2 separate regions of the Homo sapiens genome follow, and region 2 is linked to region 1. Evidence: read pairs that join two places in POLR2A ChIA-PET (ENCODE). Cell type or tissue: A673. All regions are shown on one strand. Links, peaks and the distances in the headings refer to the core of each region. The heading gives the core; the rest is flanking DNA. Region 1 overlaps NAV1 (neuron navigator 1). Region 2 holds the start of PKP1 (plakophilin 1).

What was found. Peaks named below come from ENCODE experiments on the same cell type or tissue, not always from the same donor. Only the 100,000 strongest peaks of a DNase experiment are listed, where the experiment ranks them.
Region 2: POLR2A ChIA-PET joins it to region 1 with 14 read pairs; 2 of 35 experiments call an interaction of 5 or more read pairs at or near these places.

Annotation. Positions count from the first base shown.
Region 1 is chr1:201,544,333-201,560,588 of GRCh38, reverse strand. All of the region lies in intron 1 of NAV1 (neuron navigator 1), which reads right to left. Among named protein-coding and RNA genes, the nearest start is that of NAV1, 13 kb to the right of the region's middle. In A673, for the core only: CTCF peaks have their summits at 14,126 and 14,326; a DNase peak (open chromatin) is centred at 14,328.
Region 2 is chr1:201,275,191-201,291,446 of GRCh38, reverse strand. It overlaps PKP1 (plakophilin 1), which reads right to left and starts at 7,941. Exons shown (of 14, transcript NM_001005337.3): 1 at 7,543-7,941. The coding sequence starts at 7,744. RefSeq lists an enhancer at 7,571-8,100. In A673, for the core only: a CTCF peak has its summit at 9,503; a DNase peak (open chromatin) is centred at 8,076; H3K4me3 peaks cover 3,834 bases; H3K27ac peaks cover 5,000 bases.

The DNA.
Region 1 (16,256 bases), core at 11,257-16,256:
AACCTAGGGTCCATTGCCAATTCCAGCTCCTCCTCTGCTTCTCTCTGGCACCCCAAACACCCCGGATGCAGGGTCACTGGGCTCTTGCCTGTTGGTCACCACACCAGGATGGCCAAGGCTAGACCACTAGTAGTTTGGGATCTTCAATGGGGCAAGTTGTTCTGGCCTGGCAGGAGGGATATGCTGATGGTGGAGGGGAAGCTGGCGCTGGCTAAGGGGTCCATAACCCAAAGGGAAGAAGATTCCATAAGAAGCAGCAGCCAGGCTGAAAAATTATTGACCTTTTGCTCTTGCCATCAAATAGCATTCTAGCCTGTCCCATACTCTATCACCCAAGATCCTTAATGGGTTTTACATCCTGAAAAAAATGAAAGTTACATGAGAGAAAGCAAGAATCTTGGTTTTTGTTGAGGAGGGGTGTGGTTTATAGAAGATGGAACCTAAATCAAGAATAGGAGAGTTTTTTGATACCACCCAGCAAGGCAGAGGCAAACACAACACAGAGAGACAGATACGGTTCTGCTCTTCCCATCCTCTGAACTTCCTCGGCCGCCCTACCCTGCCTGGCTTCCCGCACAGTGCAGGACTGCCCCAGCCTGAGCCTCTCACCCCAACTTTCTTCCAGTCTGAGAAGGAGGGGACACGTGCCTGTGGGACCTGCTTCCTTAGCCCACAAGATGCAGAGCTGCGAGCTGCCTGCATAGGAGAGGAGGGCGTGGGGATCGGGCTGGGTTCTGCTGGGCAACTGCACCCTCTGGTGGCGGCAACAGGAAGATGCAAGGCCATGCAGACAAAGGCCGAACCAGATTCTTCCTCCTTCCCAGAATCCCTCTACACCGCCTTTATTAAGCACCTATTGGCGGATGGCACGGGGTTCTGTCCAAAGAGAAGTGGATGGACACTGCACTGTTCTTAAGGGCTGCTAAATGAAACCTGCACAGGAGAAAGGAGGCTAATCCTTCCACAGCTCTGGGCTAACAGGCCTTCCCTTTCCTCACACTCCAGCTTCAGCGATCAGTGCTTCAATGGACAATTTTGCTGCCCTCTGCCCACATGCATGGCACCTCGACCATCATCTCGGACAAAGCTTCTCACCTCCATCAAAACCCTGCTCCCAGTCGTAACTCTAAGGACCCTCAGCCTCCCCCAACCTACAAGAGACTTAAAAGCAGCAACTGTTGGAAGAGCACTGTTCCTGGTGGTTTATGTGCGAGTCTCCAGTGTCAGATCCTCCAAGGGTGTGCTTCTGGTCTCTCCAAATGGATGGGGAGCTTCTCAAGGGCAGGAAACATTTATTGAGCATCTATTTCATAGCCAGGCCCTTTATAACCACAATTCATGGTAGCCTCTCGGCAGGCCCGTAAGGACCATAAATAACCCCCAATTTACAGAGGGGAAACGGGCTCCAGAAGGCCAAGAGCTATCAACAACCCCTTTCCATATGCCTGGCGCTATGCTAAAGGTGTTATACGCGTTATCTCCTTCAATCCTTGTGAACAAGGTTATCCAATGAGCTAGGTTAAAATTATTCCCATTTTACAGATGAAGGTGTTGGGGCTCAGAAAACGATACCCCATAATATGGCCTTTTGACATGCTGAACTAAAGAAGCAGACTCAAGGTACCTCTGACTTCCCCCACCCCAACTCCTGCCTCTCAATCATCCATCTTTCTCAAAGCACAGGATGAGACTATTCTCTGGAATTCTCTTATCTCCCTAGAAGCCAGACCCCAAAGAGGAACACAATTGCTTTTGATTCCTTCCCTGAAGTTTTATTAACCATAGAAGATTAAAATTCATATCACAGAGGAAGAGACTGAAAATTAAACACCACACCTGTGCCGGGCGCGGTGGCTCACGCCTGTAATCCCAGCACTTTGGGAGGCCGAGGCGGGTGGATCACGAGGTCAGGAGTTCAAGACCAGCCTGACCAACGTGGTGAGACCCCGTCTCTACCAAAAATACAAAAATTAGCCAGCGTGGTGGTGTGCGCCTGTAATCCCAGCTACTCAGGAGGCTGAGACAGGAGAATCGCTTGAACCCGCGAGGCAGATGTTGCAGTGAGCCGAGATTGTGCCACTGCACTCCAGCCTGGGCGACAGAGCAAGATTCCATCTCAAAACAAACAAACAAAAAACACCACACCTAGATCCCAGACAAATTTTGTCCCAAACCAGTGTTCGTTCTTTGGTTCCATTCAATTCCCAAAGAGAATGATTTACTAACCATTATCTGAGCACTGGGCTCATTCATTTCCCCGAAAAATCACTGCCTACTCTTCAAAATGGCCATATGGCCCGCATTTCCCCTTCCCCTATGTAGAAGGGTATATAAGCCTCTGGACCTCACTGGGTTATGGAGTGACCATTCTCCTGTGATTCCCATGAGCTTATGCACGTTAAATAAGTTTATCTGCCTTTTATCTACATATCGTCAGTTTATTTTCAGTGAAGTTTCAGAGGGTGGTGGGAAAGCTTTCCCTTGGCTCCTACAAAGCACGAAAACATTGAGGGGATAAATAATATGCACGAAGTCGCACAGCTAGGAAGAGGCAGCAGGATAGAAACCCAGTTCTGTTTCACCCTTATTCTTATCCCTGGTTTCTGTTTTTGTTTTTTGGAGTCCAGGCCTCCTCCTTTCTGCCCCTCCAAGCCCCTTGCGCAGGGTTCCATGCACAGCTCAGTCACCGCCCAGCACATAGATGGCTTCCTTTCCGCAGCCCCTGAGGAGTCCTTTCGTCCTTCTACAGCCAACTCCAGAAACTACATAGAGTGCTTTCTTCCTGTCTCTCTTCATCCCTTCCACTCCTATTGGAACAAAACCACGTTTGACATTTCTCAGCATTATTACATTAAACAGGCTGGATCTCAGCCAGCTATTTCTGGGCTTTAATTACTTGTTCTATCTAGCCTAAGTGGTGTGGGCAAGCCGGTCCTCAGTTAACCCACCTGAAAACTGGGAAGATCAGGAACTATCTCCTAGAATTTGATTACCAGCCAAGGACGGTGCTAATTTGGAGGTGGTAGTTAAGTGTTTTGGGGAGGCTGGGTGGTTTCTGACTTTAATTCTCTCTAAGACTAGCCCAGGGGAACCTCTGGGGCCACAGTGCAGCTTTGTAAGTGATCTCCCCATGGGGAGTAAATGTCCTGGAATCAAGCCCTAAGGCAGGCCCCTAATTCCTTGCATGTGTGATTGGGCACACAAGCCTCAGGACACGTCTGAAGGCTGTCCTGTGGGCTGTGCTGAAGGACATTGGACAAGCACATCCCCCAACCCTTTGTCTTTCTTCCAGAATCTCTTGCATTGTTTCACAAAAGGAGCAGCACAGAAGTTGAAATTCACCCAGGCACCTCAGAGGGCATTGGGCTCCTGCCTCAGGTACTAATTGCAATCCAATCTGGCTGAATGATTGGGGCTGAAATGTGGCATTTCACCATCACAGTTGGTGCCGTGGGAATGCATAGAAATCTTCAACTTGACACCAAACTGGACTTCCCTAGGGCTTCCTAAGAGAAACAGTAGATCATTTTCATCTCAGCCCCCTCCAAGCCTTAAGTGGGGGCCCTGTGGTCTGGCAGGATCATGGAGTCAGGGTTCCCGGGACCCTGGCTGACTCATCTTCCTCCTTTGCACCAGAGACGAGTCTACTGGTCTGAGCTTTTGCCTGAGATATTTGCCCGTAGAATTAAGCCCCTGTTTTTACAGGGGGAACACTAATGATTTTCTAGGGCTCTCCATTGAGAGGTCACTTGAGACCCGTTTTCCACACAGGCATTTGGAGGATGGTGCTCTTTGCTGGTGAGGAGAGGGGCATTTCTCCAGAGAGGGCCCCAAGGACTGGTGGCAAGCCTCTATGGAGGGGGCAGGGCTGGTCCTTAGACCTCTGCTGCTGGCCCAGGTTGGACTAAGGTTGGGGCTAGGACAGCAGAGGGGAAGAGTCCAAGTATTTTTCTCCCCTTGCCTGGAAGGCCCCCCAGTTCCCTCCCCTCCAACCCAGTCTTTGCCTGACTTAATTCCTGCAAGCCCAGGAGGAGGAATTCACCTCCCAAGAGGCCCTTCCTGCCCCTCCAGGGGTTACAGTCCCTCCACTGTCCCCCCACTGTCCTGAGCTATTACAACTGGGGTGTAATCACTGGTTTGCTTACCAGACCTTTTTTTTTTTTTCTTTTTTGAGACAGGGTCTTCCTCTGTCCCCCAGGCTGGAGTGCAGTGGTGCGATCTCAGCTCATTGCAACCTCTGCCTCCCAGGTTCAAGAAAGTCTCCTGCCTCAGCCTCCCGAGTAGCTGGGACTACAGACACCCACCACCATGCCCGACTAATTTTTTTATTTTTATTTTTTGTAGAGATGGGGACTCTGTATGTTGTCCAGGGTGGTCTCAAACTCCTGGGCTCAAACAATCTACCCACCTTGGCCTTCTAAAGTGACAGGCATGAGCCACTGCTCCAGGTCTCAGACTATTTTTTATAAAAGAGCGTTATACTGTTTGTCCTTAGCACCTAGGACAGTCCTAAGCTGTGGCTAATATCTAGTGAATGAATGAATGGATCAGTGAATTAATGAATGTGGCATTTTCAATCCCCACTTTCGGACCTGAAATCCTAAGTCTCCCAACTCAAATACCTCTTGGGCCTTTTCCACAGACTGTTCTCTTGGGGTTCCAGATAGGCCGACCTCAAGTAGTACCCCAGAAGCTGTTATTAAATCTGCCCCGCCCCCCGCCCCCCATCTCCCTTCACAGCACCTTTGCTCCAGCACCCGGGAACCCATCTGGCTCCCGAATCCCCACTGCCCCTCCCTTTTCTGGCCTCTCTTTCGGAAACACCTTTTTCCTGCCTCCATTAGGCCGCTGTGTTTCCTGCACAGGAAGAGGGCCTTTTGATTCCAGGGTGCTATTTATAGCAGCCCTCCCTCCTTCTGAGCCTCACTAAGGTAGGGGTGATGGCGCAGGGGATGGGGATAGAAGATGCTTGGGACTTTCCAGGGTCCCGGCCACCAGGAGAAGAGGGCTGAGTTCCCAAATGAGGGATGGAACCTAGAGGAAGCTTCTGATCCCCAGACTGGCTTACCCTCCTGACTTCCCCATATCTGTTAGTAGCTCCACAGCTCTCCCAGGCCCCCAGACTCAAAACCTCAGAGCTTCAGAGTCAAGGAGTTGTGGGATTTACATCTAGGGAAGACATTACAGATCATTTTGTAGATGAGGAAACTGAGATCCAGAGAGGAGAAGAGATTTGAACGAGGTCACATAGAATGTTAAAAGTAGGTCTCTGGCCAAAATCTCCCCTGATTCTTGCCTTACCTGCAACAATGACAAAGGATTGCCTCATTCAATCTTGTGGCAGGTGGCATGTTATGGGTTGAATTGTGTCACCAAAAAAGATAATTGAAGTACTAATTCCCAGTGTCTCCGAATGTGACCTTATTTGGAAATAGGGTCATTGAAGAAGTAATTAGTGAAGATGAGGTCATACTGGAGTAGAGTGAGCTCCTAATCTGGTATGACTGCTGTATTTATAAGGAGAGGGAAATTTGGACATAGACATACACAGAGGGAAGAGGATGTGAAGGCCACAGGGAGGAGATGGCCATGCAGCGGTGAAGGCAGAAATCGGAGTGATGTGTCTCTACACCAAGGGATGACAAGGATTGTCGGAAAGCACCGGACACTAGAAGAGGCAAGGAAAAATTCTCCACTAATTTCAGAGGGAGTATGACCCTGCCAACACCTCGATTTCAGACTTCTACCCTCCAGAACTGACACTATAGATTTCTGTTTCATTAAGCCACCCACTTAGTGGTACTTTGTTATGGCAGCCCTAGCAAACTGATCATTTGATGGATAAGGACTCTAAGACTGAGACAGGTTAAATGAGTTACCCAGGTTATATGCCAAAAGGTGCAGGAGGGACTCAACTTTCAGTCCAGTGCTCTTCCAAAAAGACTGCACGACTTTTGGATTCTGCTCTCTGTTGTGTCCCTCCCATGTTCCACAGTCATCCAGTCCTGTTCGGTTTTCCTTTGTAAAAAGTCTCTCCCACGGCTCTTCCTTTCCTTCCCCAGCAGGGCCGCCCTAGCCCAGACTTTGCATGTCAGGAACGTGACAGTACATCTGCTGGCCCAACTCTCCCTCTTCCAAGCCATTAGTTGGTCCCACACCTCTTTATGGAATGCCCACTGCTTGCTAGGTTCTGTGCTATGTGCTGGCTTCCCATCGGTGAACAGAACAGACGTGGTCCCTGCCATTAGGGCCGTCCTGCTGGTAAAACAGCTTCATCATGTCACTTCTTGGCTCCGGGTCACCAGTGTCTCCCCACCACAGGCTCCAGTCTTGCACGTGGACCTGTGTTTCCCACATGCAGGGCCAGACACCCCTGTCTGTCAACACGTGTCAGCTCAATTCAGATTAAAGAATAACATTCTGTCTTATGGGGAAACCAGGGGCCCCTCTACAAATGATCTGAACTTCCCAGCTCCAGGAGATAAAGGCAGCTCCAGTCCATGGAGGGAAGAAAAGGCATTATGGTCTTTTACAGCAAGACACAGAAATGGGGAAGTTGTCTGGGAACAAAGAAGGTGACACTGAACACTTTAAACATCCACTAAGGACCGACCAGCTTAACTCTCAAAACCCTGGCAGATACTCTATTGATGCTGGATAGATGTGAATCCTACCGCAATGAAAGGAATCTCAAGTTTCCTCCCATAAACAAACTGTGGCACATTCATACGTCAGAAATTAAAAGAAGCAAAATACATCATTCAACATGGATGAATCTCAAAAACATTATGCTGAGCTAAGAAGCCAGACACAAAATAGAACCTACCACATGATTCCATTTATATGAAGTTCAAGAGCAGGCAAAACTAATCTATGATGATACGAATCAGAACACGGAGACAGTGGGTGGGAGCACATTGACAAAAGGGACAGGAGGGAAATTCTGTGGGTTGATGGAAATGTTCCATATCTGGATCCGGTGTGGGTCACATGGGCGTATTCATTTGTCAAAAACACATCGATCTGTGTGTTTCACTGTTTGTAAATTATACCTCAATTAAAATAGAAGACAATAGAATAAAAGAAGAGAAAAGGATTCCCTCCTTCTCGGTTGGAACACACAGTGGCTGGCCTTTTGCAGGTGAATATACCCTCACATTTTCTCCTGCTTCTCTCTCTAGACCTGAAATCTGGCTCAAGCTCTGTTCACTCCTCTGGCTGAGTTTAGGAAGCAGCCCAGGCTCTCTACAAAGAGGCAGATGGAAGCAAACAGAGCCGGCAGCCCTGGCCCATGGGCCACTGAGCACAGGCTCTGTCTGGCTTTGTGAGTCAGGCCTTCACCACAGAGGTATCCAGGCTGAGCCCTCCCTGGTGTCCTATTGCCTGGAGATGGCCCCAGCCTGTATTTTGGCTCACAAGCCTCGAGTTTATCATTTCAAATCTCCCACCTTACCATATATTTTGCCTCAGCCACATCTGCGGCTCCTCCTTCCAGAGCCAAGCGGGTGCTATTTACAATGCCCTGGAAACACAGCCTGGGCCAGATAATAGGCCAGTGTTGCCAAACAAAACCCCAGGCCACTCTGCCCCCCTCGTCCCCTGGAGGCCTGCAGTCTGGAGCCCAGAGGGGCCTGAGGGACCATATATCTTAGAGCCAGCACCACAGATAACCCTTCCACCCGTCCATCTGACCCTCAGACAGGGAAGCATCCCCTGTCTGATACGTAAACATCCATTTGGGGATAAATCTACCCCGAAGTATAGTCTGCATGGCTGGGGCTAAATGAGGCATCCTTGACTTCGCTCCATCCCTTTGCCTGTCCGGTGTACGTTCGGTGGATCAAGGATTTATTTTATACATGGGGGTGCAGCGAGCCACGGGGCATCCAAATTAAGGACCATAAGAATGACCAACATTGGCTCTAGGCCAGAGGGTGCTTAACACCTTCTAGGATGATCTTCACAATTCCCTGGCCTGAGTATTATTGCCCCCATTTTACAGACGAGAAAATTGAGGCTCAGGGAGGTTGTAGGAACCCGGGTCAGGCTGACTCCAAAGCCTGTGCATTACCCCACATGCGTCAGAGCCCAATGTCAGGGAGAGGTCAAGGAAGCAAAGAGGTGGCCTCTGAACAAGCCAGGGAAATTCAGCACCTTCAGCGCTCCCGTGGGCAGGAGAAAGGGAAAGGACATTCCCTTTACCCACCTCAGCTTAAAGGCATCCCTTACCCCCAACCCCGCCACCCTGCCAAATAATCAATCAACAAATGTTTGCTGAGCCCCTACTGTGTATCAGGACCCAACTAAGCTACTTCCAAGTGCTAAGAGCGGCCAACTCAGAGTGGCATTGTGGGCTTTCCTCTGCCCTGGGAGGCCTTTCCCAGACTATCAGCATGCCAGCCCTGACTCGGCCTCTGGCCCCCTCCCTGCCATCCCAAACACAGAGGCCTTTGTCTTTGTCACAGTCTCTGTGGCCAGCTCAGCAGTGGCCATTCCCATCCACTTCCCACAGCCACCCCCAACTCTGTGGTCACTTTCTAGGCCTCCCTACGGCCCCTGATTTCTTTCTGGCCATGGCCAGCAAGAGGAAGTGGGGAGATGACTAAGAGGGGTGATGTGGCATCTTTGTGATGACATTTAGTAAGGAGCTTGGTAATGAGTGACAGAGAGACACTGGATCTCACAGGAGATGTGTAAATTGGGAGGGGCCGGCTTATTAGCTCCAGACCGGCTAAAAAGCAGAGGAGTTTTAATGGGTTGCCAGCCTAACACAGGCCTAAATTCATGCACAATGGTAATTTTCAACTCTGATGAGAAAATGAGAAACAGAACCTCAAAACGTAACACTTTTACGTTATTTTTTTGACTGGGTAAAAATGAGCAGAAGTGATAAAATTGGTGGTGTACTTTAAAGTAGCTTTTATTGAGAAATAAATCTCAAGCGCTTGTCAAAATAAATGTGATAGCAAAGTAAATTTAAAAGCTCAATATGATTTCTGCATTTGTATAACAGACATGATGTCTGTGGTTAAGTTCTATGAGCCATTAAAGACACTGTGGCGCTGGGCGAGGTGGCTCATGTTTGTAATCCCAGCACTTTGGGAGGCCGAGATGGGAAGATCACTTGAGCCTCGGAGTTCCAGACCAGCCTGGGCAACATAGCAAGACCTTGTCTCTACAAAAAATGTAAAAGTTAGTCAAGTGTGGTGGTGTGCTCCTGTAATCCCAGGTACTCAGGAGGCTGAGATGGGAAGATCGCTTGAGCCTGAGAGGTTGAGGCTGCAGTAAGCTATGATTGCATCACTGCACTCTAGCCTGGGCAAAAAAGTAAGACCCTTTCTCAAGAAAAAAAAAAGAAAGACACCAGTCCACTGGCCCCTTCTGCTATACATGACCCTGGAGTGTATTGGAAAGGACAAAGACCAGGAGCTGGAAGACTTGGGTTCCCCAACTCATTCCCTAAAGTTATGTGGCTTTGGGTAAGTTACTTAGCCTCTCTGAGTCCGATTTTGACATCTACAGAAAGGGAAATATTTGTCCTGCCCACCTCATAAGGTTGCCATGAAGAGTAAACGAGAGGATGGATATGAAGTCATTCAGCACGGACCATAGAGTAGACCAGAGGAACCTTTGCAGTGAAGGCCTGAGGAAGAACTCTGATAGCAGGATGGGATTTAGGTTATGGAACTTCAGTCAAGCCAACCTCCATCCTCTGGGTCAGGTGACTGCTCCAGAGTGGTGTGGGTCTCAAACATTTGCCGAGAGGCCCTTCAGGGCCATACATAGACCACCCACCCCACATGTTCCCAGGACAGAAAGTGCAGAGCCGAGGAGCTTTTCAGAGGCCCTGGGTTCCCAAATACAAACATAAAACTACAAAATTGAAGTTAATCAAGATTTAATCAAACATCTATAAAATGTAACATTGTGTCAACTTCTTCAATACTTAACTTTAGCTTTCACAAAAATGCATTCTATTTGAAAATAACTTACAGATAAAATTTTTCTTCTGATCCAGTAATTTCTGCATATGTTCAGGGTTACCAAGAAATAGCCAATTTAAAATTATTAATAAATGAATTGCTGATAACCAAATACTTTTAAAAGTGAAATTATAGGCCAAGGATGGTGGTTCACCCTTGTGATCTGAATGCTTTGGGAGGCCAAGGTTGGGAGCAATCCTGAGGCCAGGAGTTTGGGACCAACCTGGGCAACATAGCGAGACCCCATCTCTACAAAATATACAAAAATTAGCCGGGTGTGGTGGCGGGCGCCTGTGGTCCCAGCTGTTTAGGAGGCTGAGGCAGGAGGATCACTTGAGCCCTGGAAGTCAAGGCTGCAGTGAGCTGCATTGGTGCCACTGCACTCCAGCCTGGGCAACAGGTTAAGACCCCGTCTCTTAAAAACAAAAAAAAAGTGAAATTATAATTTTTTTTAAATTACAACAAATATTTAGCAATTCATGTGGGATGTAGGGTGTTGGGTGCATCCTTATGGGCATGCTGCGTCCTGGAGCTCTTTCTGGGTGAGCATGCCCGGCGGGCACCCAGGTCTTTTTTTTTTTTTTTTTTTTTTTTTGAGATGGAGTCTCGCTCTGTCGCCTAGGCTGGAGTGCAGTGGTGAGATCTTGGCTCACTGTAAGCTCCGCCTCCTGGGTTCACGCCATTCTCCTGCCTCAGCCTCCCAAGTAGCTGGGACCACAGGTGCCCACCACCACACCCGGCTAATTTTTTTGTATTTTTAGTAGAGACAGGGTTTCACCCTGTTAGCCAGGATGTTCTCGATCTCCTGACCTCATGATCTGCCCGCTTCAGCCTCCCGAAGTGCTGGGATTACAGGTGTGAGCCACTGAGCCAGGCCGGCACCCAGGTCTTAAGACAGTCCTCTCTGTGGTTGCTGGGCAGGCTGTAACCTGCCCAGCAACCACAACTAAGTATATTGAGCTCTGCTTAAAGATTATCAGTAAATGTCATTTACATGATCATGACTACATAAATATTATTAAATCCCAGCCTTAGATTTCCTTCCTCCAAGGCCAGGCCTTTTGTCCTGCTCACCTCTGTGTATTTAGAAGCCAGAAGGCCAGGCGCGTTGGCGCATGCCTGTAATCCCAGAACTTTGGGAGTTTGAAGCAGGTGGATCGCTTGAACCTAAGAGTTTGAGACCAGCCTGGGCAACATGGCAAAACCCCCTCGCTACAAAAAATGCAAAATTTAGCCAGGCGTGGTGGTACATGCCTGTAATCCCAGCTACTCGGGAGGCTGCGGTGGGAGGATCATCTGAACCTGGGGAGGTTGAGGCTGCAATGTGCTGTGATTGTTCCACTGCACTCCAGCCTGGGTGACAGAGTGAGACTTTGTCAAAAAAAGAAAGAAGGAAAGAAAGAAAGAAGGAAGGAAGGAAGGAAAGAAAAGAAGGAAGAAAGAAAGAGAGAGAGAGAAAGAAGAAAGAAAGAAAGAAAGAAAGAAAGAAAGAAAGAAAGAAAGAAAGAAAGAAAGAAAGAAAGAAAGAGAAAACTAGAATATCTGAATTTAAAGCCTGCCTTCCTCACTACTGTTTTGGGTGGTCACCATCAAATTGTACAGAAGACCTTATAATAACAAGCAACAGTTTCCTGTCCCACCTCTTCCCAACTCCATTCTATTGTCCAAATAGTTTTCTGTTATTAGCTCCTTTGGTGGTTATCCACGTAAACTCTAGATAACATACTAATAACTATTCCCTGTTTTGTCACCTGTAGACAATATCTATCATTACCAAAGGAGTTAGACAAGTTTAGAGCACTTACACTAAACCCGACTCTCTTTCTCCTTTTCTTCCTCCCAATATTTGATTTTAGTTACTTTTATGAGTTATCTTGTACCTTTGATCTTAAAATTTGGTTTCTTGTTTTCTAACACTTTGACAGACTCTTGAATCCCCTCAGTAGAAGAGGAGAGTATTAGAGACCCTCCTTTTCCCTCTTCTACCTCTCTTCTTCAGTCAATAACACCTTTATTCACTTATTTATTTATTTTTATTTTTTTAAGAGATGGGATCTTGCTCTGTCACCCAGGCTGGAGTGCAGTCGTGCAATCATAGCTCACTGCAACCTCAAACTCCTGGCTGGGATCAAGTGATCGATCCTCCTATATCAGCTTCCCAAGTAGCTGTGGCAGGAGGACCATACTATAGGCATGTGCCATCATGCCCAGCTAATTTTTTAATGTTTTGTACAGATTGGGGGGTGAGTCTTGCTAGGTTTCCCAGGCTGGTCTTGAATTCTGGCTTCAAGAAATCCTCCTGCCTTGGCAGTTACACCTTTATTGATAGCTATTTACAGCCTGCCCAGCAACCACAACTAAGTATATTGAGCTCTGCATAAAGACTATCAGTAAATGTCATTTACATGATCATGACTACATAAATATTATTAAATCCCAGCCTTAGAGCCTCACTTTCCTCCTCTGTCAAATGGGGACAGCATAGCATGTGCTAACACCTCATAAGACCTAGTGGGCTGGGCACAGTGGCTCACGCCTGTAATTTCAGCACTTTGGGAGGGCGAGGTGGGTAGATCACAAGGTCAGGAGTTTCAGACCAGCCTGGCCAAGATGGTGGAACCCCGTCTCTACTGAAAATACAAAAATTAGCCGGGCATGGTGGCAGGTGCCCGTAATCCCAGCTACCCGGAAGGCTGAGACAGAGAATTGCTCGAACCTGGGAGGTGGAGGTTGCAGTGAGCCGAGATCATGCCACTGCACTCTAGCCTGGGCAACAGAGCAAGACTCCGTCTCAAAAAATAATAGTAATTTAAAAAAAGACCTAGTGAAGAGGATACAGAATGTGTGGAATGTAAAAGACGCAGGTTTTTACAAATATAATCTCTTATTTTTCTATCATTACATATGACATGCAGCATGGAGTGGTAATAATGGCTCATACTATTTGGGCAACTTAGATAACTCTCTGAACTGCAATTTCCTAACCAGTAAAATGGAGAGAATACTAGTACCTATCTCGCTAAGTTGTTGGAACGATTACATGAAATGATATAAGTCAAAGTGCTTCTCCTCCCGTGGTTCACTATCCCAATTTTAGGGATCATGACCTTATTTCCCTTTTGCTGAGAGAGAAAATTCCAATTTAGGCCTTAACTGAGCAGGCTGTGGGTTGAGAAAAAGTATACAGCACTCTCAAAAAGGCATTTGGGAAACTACTGGAAAATCTGATTCTGGCCATATATTAAACAATTCTGTTAAATCCAGTACTAACGGGTATGATTGTGGTGCTGTAGCTTCATAGAAGTATGTCCTTGTTTGGCCGGGTGCGGTGGCTCACACCTGCAATCCCAGCACTTTGGGAGGCCGAGGTGGGCGTATCACCTGAGGTCGGGAGTTTGAGACCAGCCTGACCAACATGGAGAAACCCCGTCTCTACTAAAATTACAAAAAAATTAGCCGGGCATGGTGGCGCGTGCCTGTAATCCCAGCTACTCGGGAGGCTGAGGCTGGAGAATCGCTTGAACCCGGGAGACGGAGGTTACGGTGAGCTGAGATCGTGCCATTGCACTCCAGCTTGGGCAACAAGAGCGAAACTCCATCTCAAAAAAAAAAAAATGTCCTTGTTCTTTGGAAATAACATGCTTAAGTGTTGAAGGGTTAAGTATCATGATGTCAACAAATTACTTTTTTTTTTTTTTTTTTGAGACAGAGTTTCATTCTGTCTCCCAGACTGGAGTGCAGTGGTGCCATCTCAGCTCACTGCAACTTCTGCTTCCCGGGTTCAAGTGATTCTCCTGCCTCAGCCCCCTGAGTAGCTGGGATTACAGGCACCCACCACCATGCCCAGCTAATTTTTGTATTTTTAGTAGAGACGGGGTTTTACCATGTTGGACCAGGATGGTCTAGATCTCCTGATCTCGTGACCCACCCACCTTGGCCTCCCAAAGTGCTGGGATTACAGGTGTGAGCCACTGGGCCTGGCAACAAATTACTCTTAAGTGGCTCAGAAAAATATTATATAGATTGATCTATATACAGAGCAATCTAGCAAAATGTCAACAATCAGTGAATGTAGACATTCATCGTACTAGTCAGTCTTTCACCTTCTCTACTTATCTGACGGTTTTCAAAATAAAACCTTGTGTGTGGGGGAACTTGCACCATAGGAAAGCACCTTAACTGTCATGTGGCCCTTTCCCCTCCCCCTGGGAACTGCGCATGGGCCCTGAGGGTGCAGCTTCCACAGACTCACCCAGTGAGGTAGGGGTAAGTGTGGCTGACACCTTCTAAATCTACTTGGTAAAGCGAACTATACCCAGAGGGCGATGAAGAGCACAAAAAGCCAGGGTCCAACGGGCAGCACGCAATAGTGCAGGGTATGCCGTGCAATCCAGCCCTCTTCCTGAAGCTCTGGGGAAGGAGAGCCAGAGGGGCCATACAGAATGGTCCCAGATGAGAGACAAAGGCAGGCAGCTGCTTCGTATGGGTCCTGGCTGGGGCCCCCTAACCGTGTGTCTCATCAGCTGTCTCTCCTTTGTTAAAGGAAAAGCAGGAAGAGAGCAGTTGGTATCTTGGCATTACCCAGAACCCAGATACTCCTTCCCAGTCAACTCAATTATCTGCACCAATGAACTGGGAAAAAGGCACTGGTAACTGACTCTTGAAATCCTTTATTATGGACCTATTCTATGCTATGCTTGAAGTCTACCAAAAAATTAGATAACACCAAAACCAGATGAAATAACTAAACAACAAACAGTAAAGAGCAAAGATACAGTCAGACTCGTTCCTTTATGCCTTCATTTATCCCTTCTGCATCAGCCCAGTTCTCTGGTTTTCAGGGGCAATCTACAAATTGAAAAGAAAATCTGCTTTGTCTATCTGATAATAAATAGGTGATCTGCCTATGGCTAACCTGTGCCAGTAAGCTCATAAATGGAGTGGTGCACCTCACTCTGGACATGACACCTTCAAAGAAGAGAAACTAGCATTTAAAGGGTGATGCATATAATGAGGAAGGTGAGTAAGAAATAGGATGAGACTGGGCATAGTGGCTCACGCCTGTAATCCTCAACACTTTGGGAGGCAGAGGCAGGCAGATCACTTGAGGCCAAGAGTTTGAGACCAGCCTGGCCAACATGTATCTGGAATAGAAAAAGCTACATGCCTGGGTGACAGAGAGAGAGATTCTGTCTCAAATAAAAAATAAATAAATAAAAATAAATAAATTAATTAAAAAAAAAAAGAAAAGAAAAAAGATTAAATCTGGCATTTATTAAGCACACACATTGAGCATCCCAGAGACTGAGTCAGGTCTGACATGGTCTCACTTGATTCATGCAATCACTCTTTGACTGTATTTTTTGAAATTGCCAGATCATAGGAATCTATGCAGGTGTGGGGTTGTGGAATGACGAGGAGGAGAAGGAAGAGGTTAGGACTGAAAGCTGAGGCAAGTTGGAAAACATTGTCCCAGGAGTAAGGCATTTTCATTCCACTTTTCCTGGGGAAGAAACAGAGTCTCTAAGAGATTCCATGGCCTGCCCAAGGTCACACAGAGTGTAGCGATGATGCTCATGTGGAGGATATAATTTCAATTGCCAATATTTCCTAAATGCTCATCTCGCTAAGGACTTCAGGTGCAAAGTCAATGTTTGAACCTTGAGTTCAAGTCTTAGTTATGTCATGGTCCACAATCTTGCTATTACGTCATATATCAACCTTCCTTGAAAAAACATGGGGACACATCCAGTGAAAATCTGAAGGAAGTGGGGCTGCTGAGACCAGAGAAGAAAAGATGGGGACAGATGCATGGTAGTTGTTCCCAAATATTGAAAGGCTGACACTCTGTAGGCAATCACACTTATTCTGCATGACTTATTTTGAATATCCTCCACTTTATTCAGGGATGCATTTTGGTGAAGCCCACTAAGCTTTTGGGATCTTTCAGCGATGGGTGGAAGTCATATCCCTGACAGATTAATACAATGAGGAACTCTGAGAGACAGAGCTGTCCAAATATAGAATAAGATGATTTCAACATAGTGTTGCAGGAATGCCCCAGCAACAGAGGTGTCCAAGCTGGATGACCTCTGAGGGGGATGTTTTAGGGGGATTTGATGTATCTGGAATAGAAAAAGCTACATGACACTTAAGTTTCTTTCCAACTTTGAAAGTTTCATTTTACAGAAGTTGGTATTTACTCTATTTACAAATGGATTTTAAAATCAGGGAAGGGATGTAAAGTGGGTCAGTATTACCGACCAGATGGGG
Region 2 (16,256 bases), core at 5,975-10,974, 260 kb after region 1:
GTAGAGGCCTCTCTGCCATGGAGGTGGCAGTGGACACACAGACACATGGAGGGAGAGGCCAGAATGCCCTGCAGTTCCCAAAGCCAGTCCCCATGTCCAGCATGAACTCTGGTAAAGGCAGGTGTGACTGTCACTCACTTGTGGCCTGCAGGCCCTTCCAGGCAGTTCCTGAAGGCATCTCCTAAGACCTATCTGTAGTTGGGGTCTGCTTGGCTCTGGTGAGAATGAGGGTAACATCACACCTGCCTGCACTGCTAATCTGGCAGAAGGTGACAGTATTTGGGGCGGAGGTGGTGAGAGAGGGGAAAAGTCCATAGTTGTCACACACCTGAAATCACAGCTCGCAGTGTGCCAGATAACCAAGGAGTACTGGGGGCAGGTGTGCTCTGTCTGTAAGAGCACTGCTCCCACAACAAAAGTGATTTTCCCTCTCTTGACCCTGGGGTGTCTGACTGGTAAGTAATGCCCTCTAAAAGTCAAGTTCAATAGCAAGAGCATGGGCTTCTAATGAGTGTAATGGTGCTAGCTCACTCTTCCACTTGGTCCCCGATGTCTCTAGAATGCACTTCTAGGAAGCCTTTCCTGATGAATGACGCCTACTCCCATCTCCATCTCACGCCCGTACAAGTCTCCACCACCATGTACTTTGGACACTCTCTGAAGTGCGAACCATGTCTTTCTTTCCCTGGGACCTTGAGTTCAGGGCATTGCCCCAGCTGGGTCTGGGCCTGACTGGCTTGAGCTGGCTCTTTGCGTCAATGACCTCTTCTCCCTTGCCCAACCCTTGTGGTGAACGTGCTCTGATGCCTGGTGCTTAGAGGCTTAGAATGGGGTCAGGCTCTCCTCCCACTCAAAGAGGTCCCTGGTGAGTGGGGTAAACCAGGAAGAGAGGAGGGCTGCTGCAGCTCTCAAATACCCAAGGCCACCTCCTTGAGGAGGATTCTTAGTTCCTGGGGAATGGGGGAGGGGCTAGTTCCCAGCTCACCCCACAGAATCACTCCTACCCTCCAGCTAAGCATCTGCTTTGCCCCTCTTCTCCCCATATGGGTGCATGCAGCATGAGCAGGGATGTGGTGGCTTCTCGGTGACACTGACAGTGTGCCCAACCTGTGTGCCATCCTCAGGAAGCATCTGCCCACCCACAGAACCCCAAGGTCAAGGAGCAAGTGCCTCAGAGCATCTGCCACTTTCCCAGGTATACAAGCAACACAACCTGCTCTGTCCACATAGCTCGTCTGATTTTACATCCGCGTTTTAGGGTGTAAAACCATCTCAGAAAATCTACCGCTCAGGTCACCAGTGTCCTGGCACACTGCTTCCCTTTGGTGCCTTAGACAACGACAGGCTGATTCTTTCTTGTGTCATCGGTGCAACTCAAGCTTTCTCGCCTCAAAACCTTTGAAACTGGAGGCAGCTCCTTCTTTAGGATGAGTGGAAATCTCTCTCCAGTAGGGGCAGGTGAGCCTTTGCAGGGATGACTCATCCTCTTCCACCTCCAAGCTTTCAAATAGGTCACACTTACTGCACCTGAAACATTCTTTCTCTTCTTCTCCAACCCTCCCCCTGCATTCAAAACCTTGCACAAAAATCAGCTTCTCCTAAAGATGACCGCACCCAGCTCTGAGCACTCCAAACTTGCCAGCATAACCATGTCAGCACTCAATCCAGCGGCTGACTCTGCACTGGCTTGTGGGCTCCTTGGAATGTGGCTTCTGTACACTGTGTGTGTGTGTGTGTGTGTGTGTGTGTGTGTGTGTGCACTCCTCCCAGAAGGTAGGGCCTGGGTCTCCCCAACCAAGCTGGGAGCTCCCTGAAGCAAGGAATCTTCACCTTTGGTAGATCCACACTCCACACCCCCAATCCCAGGCCCAGGTTCTACATAGAGAAGGCTCTCAGGACATCAGCCTTCCTGCAGACAGAGGTCATAGGGAAATCCGCTTTTTCCACTTTCCCTCCCCTCAAATCCTTCTCCTTCGTCACAGGGCAAGCTGCTCGGAACACATTCTTGCTTACTCTGTCTCCCTTAAGGCCGATGCTTCTTCTAGCATATTCTACTTTTGAATAAAGCCCACCTGTCCTTCAGCATGAAAAGCTTGAGAAAGGAAGCTCATTTTCTTTTAGTCTTGAAAATGCCTTTACTTCACCCTCTGAAATCTCTTTCACCCATGGTGCCCAGAAAAGCTAGGCCCACAGCAATAGGAATTTAAATGAGATAACAAGAACTGCCAGGAAGCTACTGCTGAGAGAATACCCTCAGAGGTGTTTCGGAGTGGGCAGGAGTGGACTGTGTCTGCGGGATGGTTCCAGCTCCTGGAGGGAGGACTGGGCTGGCCAGCCTCCTGCCCCCTCTGCTGGGCTGCTGGGAGCACCGTGGACATGCCTCCCCAACTCGGCAGCTTCTAGGAGATGGGGAGGGCAAGGAGTTCAGCACAGCCTCACCGGGCACTTTGGTGTGGCTCTTGACCTTTTCCTGGGTGTACGTACTGAACAGAAATGCTGAAACAAACTGGGTTGCTGTGGCCTGTGTTCTCTCTTCTCCCTCTCCAGCCCATGTGACTCCCTCAGGCTCTGCTGGGACGCGTTCAGACCTAGCTCTGCCACAATCCTGCTGCTCTTTCAGCAGATCTGTTCATGGCCACCACCAAGCCTGAGGACTGGGCAGAGCATGGGAGCATCCTGTGGGGACAGGATGGGCGTGAGGGGGCAGGGTGGTGGGTTAGAGTGGGCAAGGGTTGACGGGTTCAGGTGGGGTTCAGAGTCAAAGGCTCTCGCCAGCAACTACTACATTAAGTGTGCGTGTGTGTGTGTGTATGAGAGAAAGACATGGGTGTATGTCATTGTATAGGGGTGCTCCCCCATGCTGGATCTGTGTGAGTGAAGGACAGGGACTAGAACAGTGGTTCTCCAACTTGGCTACACATGAGAATCACCTGGGAGTTTCTGAAGTCCTGATGCCCGTGCCATCTTTCATACTCACTAAGTCAGAATCTCTGGGGGTGGGACTCACGCATTTGTGTTGTTTGAAATTTCCAGGTGATTCCAATATGTAGCCAAGTTTGAGAAGAGTGGATGAGAAGACTTTTTAATATGTTAGGATGTTTACGAGAGAGACACGATGAGTGGCATGCCTTAAGGGGAAGAGCTTTTTGGCAGAACAGCTGCTGGCGGTCTGGGCAAATGGTTTGCAGAGCTAGAGAGTTATAAAATCTATTTCCAAAGAGTGTTCCCATTGCAAAGCACTTTGGAGATGATCTAATCCAACCTCTGACAGCTGCAGAGACCCAAAGAGAGGCAGCGACTTGTCCAAGATCGCACACCAGGTAGATGCCAGGCTGGGCTCCTGACACAGCACAGCTGCAAGGACACACATGTACACACACATAACATAAGTGTGTGCATGTTATGTGTGTGTACGTGTGTGCATGTGTGGGTGTGTGGATTCATGTGTGGGGTGTATTGTGTATACATGCATATATGCATGTGTGACCTATGTGTGTATACATGTGTGCGCATGTGTCCAGCGTATGCCTAGAAGGAACTTCACATGAAGATATCTAACATTCGTCCATTTTATTTTGTTCAAACATTACACATCTTGTAAGGGTCACGGCCCATCGCAGAAGCGCTTCCCAGATTTCTAAACCTAGAACAATTGGCACAATGATACTTACAATGGTATGGGGTCGGGGGAGGAATTTGTACTTTTAAAAAATCTCTGTCAAGGAGCAGGATCCAGAGAAGCAGCATTTGCTGCAAAACACCCTAGAATACCCAGCATTTTTGCATGTGTTGTAACAGGCCAACGGAAATTCTGGCTAAAACTCCAACTTCAAGCCAAGGTACATTGTAAAGAAACAAGAATTGGTTCATTTGAAGTTTAATTGGTATGTTTCGCCAATGGAACAAGCTAAAGCACACATAGCCATTACCATCTGCAATCTCAGCTTCGGTCCCAAGAAAACAACCCCAGAAGTGATGCCTGTGGTCAGGAAAGGACAACTTTCTAGAAACTCTAATGAGCAGAACACTCGGGCAGAAGCTCATGCTGAGACATAGTCAAACACAAATACAAAAAGCCATCAAAGTGGGGGCTCCTGAGGCGAGCTCCTTCACTGTGCAGGCTGCGGAGTTCGTACAAGCATGCCCCCCTCTCCCCTGATGAGGGCTGAATAGACACAGGAACTACAGAAAGGGAGCAGGCACCTCCCCTGGCTCAATGTTGCCTCCAGCCCCTACCTCTGATCAGAGAGAAATAGAGGCTTAGCAATTTTAGATGGGAAACAGTACTTCTATGAAGAAGGGAGAAAGAGAATTTCAGGCCAAAGGCTGAAATAAAAAATCACAGATGGCTAAGCAGGCAGTGAGACAAAGCAGGCAATGGTGCTGGTGTTGTTAGGACTTCCCTGGAAGGAGACAGGACAGGTGAAAGGAAGCTCCTTTCACTGAGCTGGGTGTGATCTGTATTCACAGTGGCGGGGGAGCGCTTGGGTTAGGGCAAGTGAGATTCAGGTTCAGCTTTAGGAAGAGATTCCAAGTGAAGTTATAAAGATCTGGAAGGTGGATAAGTGTTTCCTTCCCCATCCTCAGGGAGGTCATTTCCCTGGCAAAGATCTTTTGCTGGGTGGTGACATCCCCCTCAGTTTCCCCTTGCCTTCCACACAGTCTGGGAAGAAAAGGAGGCCAGACACCCTGAGGCACACAGGGACAGCCTGAAAACACAGGGGAGCAATACTTCAGGGGCAGTTCAAGATGGGTAGGCAGGTTCAGAGCAACCTCCTTCTGCAAGGTCTCCAGGCCACAGAAGCCACCTTCTTCCTGCCCGGGGCCTTCATGACCAGGGCAAGGTGCTTGTCTGATCTGTGGCATTTCAGGGAGAGCATGAGTGCAGACAGGCATTTTGTGACAGGCTCCAGGGGCCCTTCCTCCAGTCCTCAGTGGCTCAATACTCCCTCAGTGACAAGAGAGAAAAGAGCACTAGTGGAGAGGAACTGAGAAGCCACTTCTATCACAGGACCAAGGATGGCTGGTCCTGACTGTCCTTCCTGGGGTACAAGGAGCAGTGGCTACTCTTCCAGGCAACCTGTGGGGTATGGTTGGCCCTTCTTAACTAGGGAAACTTTGGATGGGATTCAAGGGGCTCAAGAAGACCCTAGGTAAACTGACTCTGCTCTTGGAAGAGACTAAACAAGAACCTGAATCTGTCCAGGGGGCGAGGGAAAACGCCTGGGGCATGGTCCTTCCACAGCTACCAGCTCATTCCATTCCAGGAACCAAAGCAGGCTCCTGACAGGTAAACCAGCATAAGAAAGAGGGAGCAGAGTGAGTAGAGGTGGCCGCAGAGCAAATAGGGGACGTTTGGGTGTTTCTGATGGAGAAGACAAGGAAATCTGATGAAAACTAAGCCAGATAAACCAGAAACACCAGCTCCAAGTGACCAAACCGCCTCTTCCAGCAAGGATGCCTCTGCAGCCTCCTTTAGGAACCTCCGCAGAGTCTGAGGGTAGAGGGGACACGCCCACAGGGCTAGACCTTGGAGTTTCTGGAGAGGTAGCCATCAGCATCAACCCTCCCCCAGTGAAGCCCCCTGGGGGACCTTGGGAGGAAAAACAAAGAGGGAACAAAGGAGACCTTATCAGATAGAAGTTCCCCACAAAGACCAAGCCCAGAAAGTGCACTTCTTGCTGACAGACACTCAGCCAATATCCCGATAGGTAGGAGGAAAAAGGGGTCCTTGGGGCACCCAGGGCCGGTTTGAGTTTTCTGGAGTTGTGAGCCAAGAGCTCAGGCTGGGATGGAGTGGGAGTGGGAAGGGGACAGCCAAGTCTTGTGCAGAGAGGAGAGTAGGTTGAGCTGTGCTCTGGGCTGTAGCCAGAAATGGGGGCACTTTGTTATTCCAAACCTAATTCTAAAGAGGCTAGGAGGCACCTACCAAGGCACCAAATAAAAGGGAAGGAGGCAAGTGCTCTGGAGGTGGCATGATCTTGAGTGGAAATGTGACGAGAGGAGCCTGGAGCCCACACAAAGGCAAAGAGCACACAGAGAAGCAAAGGCCTTTAGGTCTGGGGCCCAGGAAGTCCTCTGCCGGCCATTTTCCTTCCCTCGGCTCTACAAGGGGCCACTCAGGAATGGGGGCTAGGGAGTAGGTGGGGGGACAGAAGCCACAGGTAGAAGGAAGTGTGAGGTGTGTGTGTGTGTGTGTGTGTGTGTGTGTGTGTGTGTGTGTGTGGTGGAAGGGCCAGGGTCGGTTTCTTTTGTCTCCTTCCACCTTATTACCCCCTGCCCCTCACTCTCTCCTAAGGCCTGTCTTAATACATAAGTCTTGGTTGACCTGTACTGTTTGGTAATGGGTAAAGTCTTATTAGCATTTTACTAAACTTAGCTAAATAAAATAAGTAAATAAATAAACAAGTGGAATCTTTGCTCACTTGTGTGTAATTCTTACCAGGCATCCTTTGTATCAAAGTGTTTACTTGGTCTATAAGCTCTCCCCTGTCAGGTACTGCCCCTTCCTCCTTGAGTTTCCTGGGTGCTGCCCCTTTCTCCCAGGTTCCCCCAGTCATGGGATCTGGCCTCTCAGAGGCTGGAGGAGGGGGTGCCAGGCCCGGGATCCAGCTTGGAAAAGTGCCCGTGAGGGTTCAGCTGGAGGTCTCCCTGGGGCCCGGGGGGATTTCCAACCTGCCATTCCGTACTCTCCCCATGAGACACTTGTTTCTACCTAAGCTGGGTGGGGTAAGAAGAATCCAGTGGGAAAGAGGATTTCTGCATTGGCTATTCGGGAAAGAAAGCATCCCTGACCCCCTTCCCTGTCGTCAAGGGACCCACTGGCCCTGGGGCGGCCTTCCAACTAGGCTAGCCTCTTTCAGGAGGCTCTCGATAAAGTGCCCTGGAGTTCCAGGCCCTCGTCCCTGCTCCCTGTGCCACTTTCCCGTCCCGCAGCGCCTCTCCTGAGCTGCACTCCTGTCTCAGCGACTCCCTCACCCCGCTCGCGGATACTCATGCGCGGCCCCACAGGGACTGGGGTTCCCCTTGGCCTGGACGCTGGGCATCGGCCTCCAGCTGAAGGCCAGGAGATCAAGCCCAGGAAGGGTGAAGGGTGGCCCACAACCGTTTGCGAGCGCGGGGACCATGGGCCCCAGGACAGCCGGGGCCAGACAGGATGCAGGGCAGATCCCTAGAGCAGCATCCGAAAGAGAAAGCCGTCCAGACCCAGGGCTCAGGGACAGGAGAACCGCTCGCGGGGGATCCTCAACCTCCTGGCACGCTGGGACATGCTCCTGGCTGTGTCCCGGTGAATCACCCATCCTTGCCCACTAGCGCGCCATCGAGCTCGCGGGGCCGTCGAGCCAGCCTCGGGTCGCGTTTACACCAGCTCAGAACCGGCTGGGAGCTCGGCTGCTCGCACTAGGTGCGTAGACCCTGCCTGGGGCCGGCAGCCCCTCGCCTCCCCTCATCCCCGGGGATGCGTGCGTCTCTTGGTCCCCGCCACTGGGCCAGGGTGCTCTGGAAAGGGGCGCACGGACCACGCGGGGGCCGAGCCTTTACCTCGATTGGAGTGGCTCAGGGTGGACGACTGGGAAGACTTGGACTTCTGCCGCTTGACGGTCATCATCACCTGCTCCTGCACGCGCTGCCTGCCAGACGTGCCTGTTTTCATCTTTTGGTCCGACGGCAAAGCCAACGTGGAGTTGTCCTGGTCCTGGAAGCATTCGTACGCCAAGGCGGTCTTGAGCGGCGAGTGGTTCATGGTGGCGGGAGGCGGGTGGCGCGCGGCCGGGGCCTAGGAGAGCAGAGAGGCGAGGCGAGGTGCGGTGCAGCGGGCGGGCAGGAGCGTGCTCTTCTCGCTCTCAGCGGCTCCCTACGGCCATAGAGTGCGTGGTCCGCGTGAGGGCTCCCTGCAGCTGCTCCTGGCGCTTCCACCCTGGTTCGTCCCTCTCTGGCACTGGCGAGGCCCGCCCTCCGTCAGACAGGATATACCACCCCTGCCCTGCACCACCCACTCCACCGGGCCGCGCGCTGCTGCTGCTCAGACGCGGAGCTGCAGGGCACTGCTGCTGCGGAGCCAGCGCTCTTGGGGGCAGGGCTGCGAGTCCCCTGTGTGGGACGCTGGGCGCCTTCCTGCTCGCTCTTTTTTTTCTCTCCCTTCCCTCTCCCCATGAGCAAGAAACGTCGCAAGCCTTGAGGCCCCAGGGAGACGCCCCTCTGTCCTGTTCTGCCGGCTCACTGAGAAAGCATGTGCTCAGCTCAGGAACCGAGGGAGACCTCTCTCTAGGAAAGAAAGGAGTCTTTCTTGACCAGGCTGCCCAGGAGAGCCAGGCGTCCATCTCCCTCTGTACTGAGGTCATAGCAGAGACCAACCCCGGCGGTGGAGGCTCCCGGGCTGATGGCAGAACCATAGCTCTTGCTCCAAAGGAGTGCTCCATCTTATGGGGGTAACCCAGTCTACTCTAAAGGAGCTTCCTCTGAAGAAAGTGGGGTAGGGGCAGTAAGGCCACATCAAGGAGCAGACTTGGGATATCAGACCACACAGTGGGTATGCCTTGGTAAAACCGGTGGTTATTTGTTGTTCATGAGTATACCCCGGTAAAACACCACGTGAACAGCGGATCCTCTCTGAAACTCCACTATAACCTCTAAAACAATGCCTGGCACACATAATATTAGGCGCTTAATAAAAAATATTTTAAATAGGTGAATACGTGAATGCTAGTTAATTTAAGGTAAATTAAATCTAACTCGGATCCTAACCAGATCCTCACTGAAAAATTGAAAAGCTGCTTTACCCTGAAATTTCACTCTGGACTTATTATTCTGGGACCACTGTGTGCATTCCCCTATATACACTCACCCCTGGGGACACATGTGCAGTGAAGCTTTATTCATGTAGCATCCTCTCCAGGCGTGGAGGGAGCCCACATCAGTGAATTTGGTGTGTAACAGGAGCTGAGTGTTTTTTTTTTTTTTTAAGTATTTACTTTGATGGAAATCTTTCTAAAAGGTATCGCATTCTGTTTGCCTCCTAAAGCAAACAACACTGAACATATTTGCTGTACTTCTTGATGCCCTGGGTTTCTCATTCTGGACATCCATTACTGAACTGTGTAGTCGTGCTGTCCGGTCAGTTTCTTAGTTTTGGGGCCTCCACCAGTGTGTGACACTATCACAGCCGTCACTCTTGCTGTCATTTGAGGCTGCCGCTCACAGCTCACATATTTTACTTTTAGTTTGCTCTTCTAATCTACAGAGGAAAGGACAATCAGAAATCTATTCTTTTTGGGAATTTTATGTCGAGGAAGGATCAAGAAGACTGAATGACTGTCTCAGGGACCATGTACATGAAGGTCACTCACGCAACTCCTGAGATGTGGGTGTTACATGCGGGGAGCCCCAGCTTTCCCAAGGAAGGTATTCCTAGTAGCAATTTGCAGAGCAGATTATTGTAAAGCAGATTATAGTTTCCAATAGAAACAGTTTTATTATTGAGGGCGCTGTTCCTAAGAACTTAACCTCAAGTAAACCAGAGATGTGATAAAAAATATGTCATAGATGTGTACAAAATACCTGTAAACCTCTATTATCACTTCATATTGTAAGATTCTGCCTCTAGCCATAGACCGCCAGGACTGGACAGAGCCTTGGACTTCATCCAGCCAAGCACTGCATTTCACTGATTAGGAGAGGAGGTAGCTTGCTTGCAATGCCCCAGTTAATATGTGGCAAAGCCTGCATCCTAACCAGGCCTTGTGACTCCTGGCACAGTGCTCATTCCACCACATCATCCAGCTTCCCTTATAAAAGTCCTATAAAATGGACATTAAAGTACAGTGCACACCGATTATATAAGGGCCCCAATGTACTGTAAAGTATACACAGCAGCATATAAAAATACAATTCTATTGTATCACACATTTGGCCTATCTAAAACCTAATATGCTAGCCATAATAAATGTTAATTACATCTTTAAATAACGATAATTTTCCTATTCTAGGATATAGAAGGGCCCTGAAGGAGGGGATTAGAGTAGCTCATCTTCCTATAAAAGGCAAGTCCGTGGAAGCAGAACTGATTATCTTTAAAATTGTTTCCAGGTATGAAGTTCAGTTTTTCTAGCTACTTCTCTACTATGTTAATATTGACATTATTTTGACATATTGATAGCAATAGCATTTACTATGCTCCTCCAAACACCATGCCTACCAACCAGGCATTGTTCTGAGCCCTGTACACGAACCACATCATTTAAATCCTTACAATGACCCTATGAGGTGGGCACCATCACCCTTCTTTTTCAGATGAGGTAACTGAAGTTCCATGAGGCCACCCAGCTGGCAACAGGCAGACAAGGCAACTGCAATCCAGAGCTGGACACTCAGTGGCAGTGCCAGGCTGCCGCCTCGAGATTTCTCTGTGACAAGCAGATCCTTCTCTGGATAGGTATTTTAACAGCATCCATTCCCATCACAGGGCACGAAAGTCAGGCCAGCTGGGTTCCTGATCTAGTTGTGTCACTAACTAGCTTCATGTTAGACAAGTGCCTTCCTCCGTCCCTTGCACCAATCTACAAAGAGAGCGGGTAAACTTCGTGGCTCCTAAACTCCACTCTAGCCCCAACATTCTATAATTCTGTCGATTGTGGGGATTTGTAGGGCAGGACATCTTGAATCAGGCCCTTCTGACAGAGGAGGAGAGGAAAGAGAAGTCAGGTTACACATTCTGGGCCACGGTGAGGGAGATATACTCAGGCTGGGAGGATTGGTTTGGGGCTCAGGTATATGGTTTTGAGCCAGCAGGCCAATGCTATTTCCATAATCTCTCTCTCTCTTCTGCCTGCCTGAGCCCCACCCTATGTGGGGCCTGTCTCAGAAATCAACCAGCAAGGAGGCTAACACTCCTAAAGTGAAGAAAAGATGTCAAGGAGGCACAGTCACATGATCCTGGCTCTGAAATGGCATGCTTTCAGGTGACTGTCAGAACATATATTTAGATGTTAAAATTCTAATGGATATGGGTTAATTTTGGCTTGGAAGGTGTTGGGGGTGATCAGGGGGAAGCATCCTGAAAGAAGTTAATTTTGACTTGATTCTGAAATAAGATGAGTATATTTTCATCCTCAAAGGAATGAGTATGAACGGGCTTCTAATTCTCTTTGCTGCCTCCTTAGAGCATTAAGTGTGACCCAGATTTCCCTTTCAACATTCTGGCTCCCAGACTTCACATCCTGTCATCTCTATGTTCATTAAAAAGTGAAATATGAGTTCATTTACTCAACAAGTATTGACTGAGCATCTGCTATGTGACAGACCTTGTCCCAGGTACTAAGGATACAATGGTGAGGAAGACAAAGTTCCTGCTCTTACAGAATTTACACTCTGTCACTCTCACTCTGTGCAGTGGTGTGTCTTGACTCACTGTAACCTCTGCCTCCCGGGTTCAAGCAATTCTCCTGCCTCAGCCTCCTGAGTAGCTGGGATTACAGGTGCGCACCACCATGCCAGGCTGATTTTTGTATTTTCAGTAGAGACAGGCTTTCACCATGTTGGTCAGGCTGTTCTCAAACTCTTGAACTCAAGTGATCCACCCACCTCGGCCTCCCAGAGTGATGGAATTACAGGCATGAGCCACTGTGCCTGGCCTAGAGCTTATTTTCTACAGGAGAGAAGGAGAAGGCTGGGCCAGGAGTGGGTGGGGGCTATCCCAAGGAAGGCTGAGAGGAGGTCTCTGGGGCTCCTGCTGCTTCTAAGAGTGTCTGGGCTGAATCTTCTCCCTTCTCAGTTTCCAGCCCCCCAGGTGAGGGGACCACCTCTAGCTGAGCCCCTCACTGACGCAAACACCGCAGGAGCGTGGAAGAGGTAGGTTTTCTTCCTGGATCCCTGGGCTTGCTGGGTGGCCCCATCTTATTCAGCCCAGTCCGTCTGCAACTGAACTTCCTGGACAGCGGCCACGGGGCCAGCTCCCTATTGTGAAAGCTTTTCTGGATGACATCCTTTGGCCAGTTAGCAGACTCCTCAATGGCTGCTCAACTCAGGAATCTTATAACCTTCCCTGATGAACTCGCACTGCCCCCTCCCTAGTCTCTAAATCGCCTCTGTCTTTTCTCCTGCATTATTTTGTTTTCATCCTAGCACTCACCCCATGCAGCCACCTGCCCCTTACCTTTGCATATTTGCTGTTCCCTCTGTGTGGAGCACTGTCAGTCAGTCACTTAAATACGTACCGAGTGCCTAAAGGGGCTGGTATCACCATGTCAACCCTGGGGATACAACGATGAAAAAGACCAGATCTTGCTCTCATGGGGCATATGTTCTAAAGACATAGACAAAGAGTCGATCTGTAAATGATTGCAAATTATATTAAATGCTATGAAGGAAACAATGAGCGGCTTAGAGGCTGCAGAGAGGGACAGCTTTAGCCATGGTGACCAGACTGTGACAGGCTGAGACTTGAAGCATGAGAGGCAGCTGCCCATCTCAGGAGTGAGGGAAAGGGCTCTGGGCAGAGGAAATGGTGAGTGTACAAGCCATGAACCTGGCATGTCTTCAGAACAGACAGACCAGGGAGACCAGGCAGGTGGGCACAAGATGGGCAGGCAGGCAGTACTGTCCTGTAAAGCTTTCTTGAATTATGAAAATGTTCCATCTCTGTGCCCGCTATTTAAATCAGTTCAAATTGTGTAAAGGAAACATTCAGTTCCTTAAATATACCAGCCTCATTTTAAGGGCTTGATAGCTACATGCTGCTAGTGGCCATTAAATTGGCCAGTGCAGGATCATGCTGGAGCTTGGAAACTTCCGTCTGGGAAGACAGAAAATACTCCTGAATTTTTTTTTGTTTGTTTGTTTTTTTGTTTTTTTGAGACGGAGTCTCGCTCTGTCACCCAGGCTAGAGTGCAGTGGTGCAATCTCGGCTCACTGCAAGCTCCGCCTCCCAGGTTCACGCCATTCTCCTGCCTCAGCCTCCCGAGTAGCTGGGACTACAGGTGCCCGCCACCACGCCCAGCTAATTTTTTGTATTTTTCGTAGAGACGGGGTTTCACTGTGTTAGCCAGGATGGTCTCGATCTCCTGACCTCGTGATCCGCCCGCCTTGGCCTCCCAAAGTGCTGGGATTACAGGCGTGAGCCACTGTGCCTGGCCTCTTGAATTTTGTTCTAAGAGTAATGACAGAGCACTGATAAGTCTTAAACAAGGGGGTGACAAGCCCCTCCCACCTCCTGCCTTCTTGCCACTTGTCAATCCTATCTATCTTGGTGAAGGAATCTCCAAACCAAATTCAAGACCCCCTCCTGGGGACCTTTGTGCCTGGTGCCAACTGTGTTATAGCCCTCGGCCACTTTGTCATACTCAGATGTCCATAAGACCTAGAGCAGACTGAGGGAGGGGATGTGTGCTTTTCATTTCTGCTTCCTCACTGTTCACACTGGTACACATCACGTGCTCAATACATGTTTTTGTTAAACTAAAGCCACCATCTTGCTCTGGAGCAAGGCCATGTCCCAGAACTTTCCCAGGTCTCTGGAGTGATTTGGGCTCAGGGCATCCTGGCCAAGCTTTTGCCTTTCTCAAAGCCAGTTTCCATTAAGACCGCTGTCCTCACCTCCTGCCAGTAGGGATGCCCTCAGGAACAATCCCACCGGGCTTCCACGAGAGCACAGAAAACCTGCCCTTCTCACTTCCCAAGGGAAATTTACATCAGGAAGTAAGAAGTCATTCAATCCCCTGCCCTGTCCTAGGCATCTCAGGAAAAATCAATCCAGGAAGTCATCTTCACAAGGATCTGGACAAACAATGCCTCATAGAAACCCTGTGATGACTCCTTCCAGAATCCTAGACCCTCACCGCCCTCAGGGTACCAGGGCAAGATTGCACCAGACTCCCAGCCTGACTCCTGGTGTGATATATGCCACTGCAGGTACCAGACTGCAAGCCATTACACTTGGAAGGTGCAGACAGTGCACAGAGAGGCTCCCAGCCATGGACAGGGAAATGGGGGCTACTGGGGCAGGGGCGGGAACAGTAGGGGCCTCTCTCCCAGCCCTTTGGCAAGCACCCCAGTGAGAGAATCAGGGCATGTGACCATGAGTCTCCTATCCATGAAGGCAGGGGTGAAAAGGCTGGCCTGTGCCCATTCACACTAACCCAGCTCTGCTCTGGAAGGAGCTGAGGGGTACATGCTGGCAGTGGGAGGAGAGAGACAGCAAAGAGGCTGGTTACAGAGGCCCAGAAAGGAGGGTTTGGATGAGTCTAAGGCGTGCTGGGCTAGGCCAGCTAAGGGGCAAGGCCAAGGTGTGCACCTAGGGCTCCTCCACACACCAGAACGCTCTCAGAGCTGCCTTTCTGGTCTCTCTGGGTGGGGTGGGTGGGGTGGAGGTGATGAATAACAGCAAAGACCCAGCCCAGTGCCGACTGGCTGCTGTCAGCACTAGATTTGCTCTGGGTCCCGCCCCTCTGCCAACCCAAATTCTAGTTCTGTCTCCCAACACTGGCCTGCCGGGGGCCTGCCTCTCTATCCACCCTCTCCCCTTGGCCAGCAGTGCTGTTCTGTGGCCCCCTGGAAGGACGAGGGCCCCAGGCCTTGGCCACAGCCTCAGGATCCTGCTCAGCCCCCAGCTCTCTCTGGGACCAAAAGCCATTTCACATAGACTCCAAAGTGTGCCCAATGGGACAGACTGGGAAAATAAGAACAGGGGCTTCGGGCTGGGTTTGGTGGCTCACGCCTGTAATCCCAGCACTTTGGGAGGCTGAGGCAGGTGGATCACGAGGTCAGGAGATCGAGACCATCCTCGCCAACATGGTGAAACCCCGTCTACAAAAAAAAAAAAAATACAAAAATTAGCTGGGTGTGGTGGTGCATGCCTGTAAGCCCAGCTACTCAGGAGGCTGAGGCAGGAGAATCACTTGAACCTGGGAGGCAGAGGTTGCAGTGAGCCGAGATTGCTTCACTGCACTCTAGCCTGGTGACAGAGGAAGACTCTGTCTCAAAAACAAAACAAAACAAAAGAAACAACAGGGGCTTTGGAGTCAATAGACCAAGCGGTGCACCCCAGCTTTGCCACTGCTAGCTGGGTGATCTGAAATGCTCTAGCCTGTCTGTATCTCATTTTCCTCAACTGTAACATTAGATTAGTAACAACCATCTCACAGGAGCCTTATGACCATAAATGGGTATTATACATAAAATGCCCAACACAGTGTTTGATATACTGTAGGTGCCTAATAAAGATGCAGGACTTCTTCCTTCCTCTGGCAGCACCGCCTAGCCTCCTATCGAACTGCCCTCTCTCCCACACTCTCCCCTTTTGACATATTTTCCAGGGCCAAATTCCCAGCTCATGCCCTTCCTTCCTAGTCTCAGGGTCTTCAAGCATTCCTCCTTCCCCTGGGAGCAGGGCCATACCCCACTCTGGGTCCCACTCACAGCCTCTCTCCTATAGCCCCTGCCTCTCATTCACTCCCCATCCAGCATTTTTGTCTGCAACTGTGGCTCTGCCATTACTACGCTTGGAGACTTCAGAACGGCAGAGGTGGAAGGGGCCTCAGAGCCCATCCCTTGGAGCCCCTGCATTTGTCAGAAGAGGCAGCTGAGTAGAGAGCGGCATGGTGATGTGGTCTTGCAAAGTCCTGGGTGTCTGGGTCCTACTTCCCCCACACGGGGACCGGGGTTCCCTCCTCCTTCCTTGGCAGGTGGATGGGGGAGGGGGCTTGGTGACAAGTTTGAGCCTTAAAAGGGAAGTCAAGGCCAGAGAGGCATCCCAGAGGCGGTTCCTGTAAGTGCTGCTCCCGCTGCCCTGTGCTGGAGGCATCGCCGGTATTTGGGAGGTGGAGCAGCAGCACAGGGAAAGGCCGTGGGAGCCGCAGAGCTGGCATCAGCATGGGGTGTGTGGCAGAGCGCCGAGTAGGCCCCTGTGCTCACTCTTTCTTTCCGTCTCACAGTCACGGGCCCAGCCCCAACCCCAGCCCTGTATAGCCTCAATGATAATTTCGTGAGTCACCCACCCTTGCCTGCAGACAGGGCAGCCACACCCAGGGCAGCTGGCACCCTAGCCGGGGTTTCTGCTGTGAGCTGCTGGGCAGGCAGCCTGCCAGGCCACGGACGGCGACCAATGGTGAGCCAAGATGCTCCAGCACCTCAGGCCAGGCCAGGAACCTGCTGAGTGGCAGAGCCTCCCGTCTGCATTACCCCATTTCTATGGCCGGGGCCTCCTGCGGAAAGCCTCTGCCAGGTGCCTTCTTATTAGGATCGCCAATAACAAGCAAAGGACC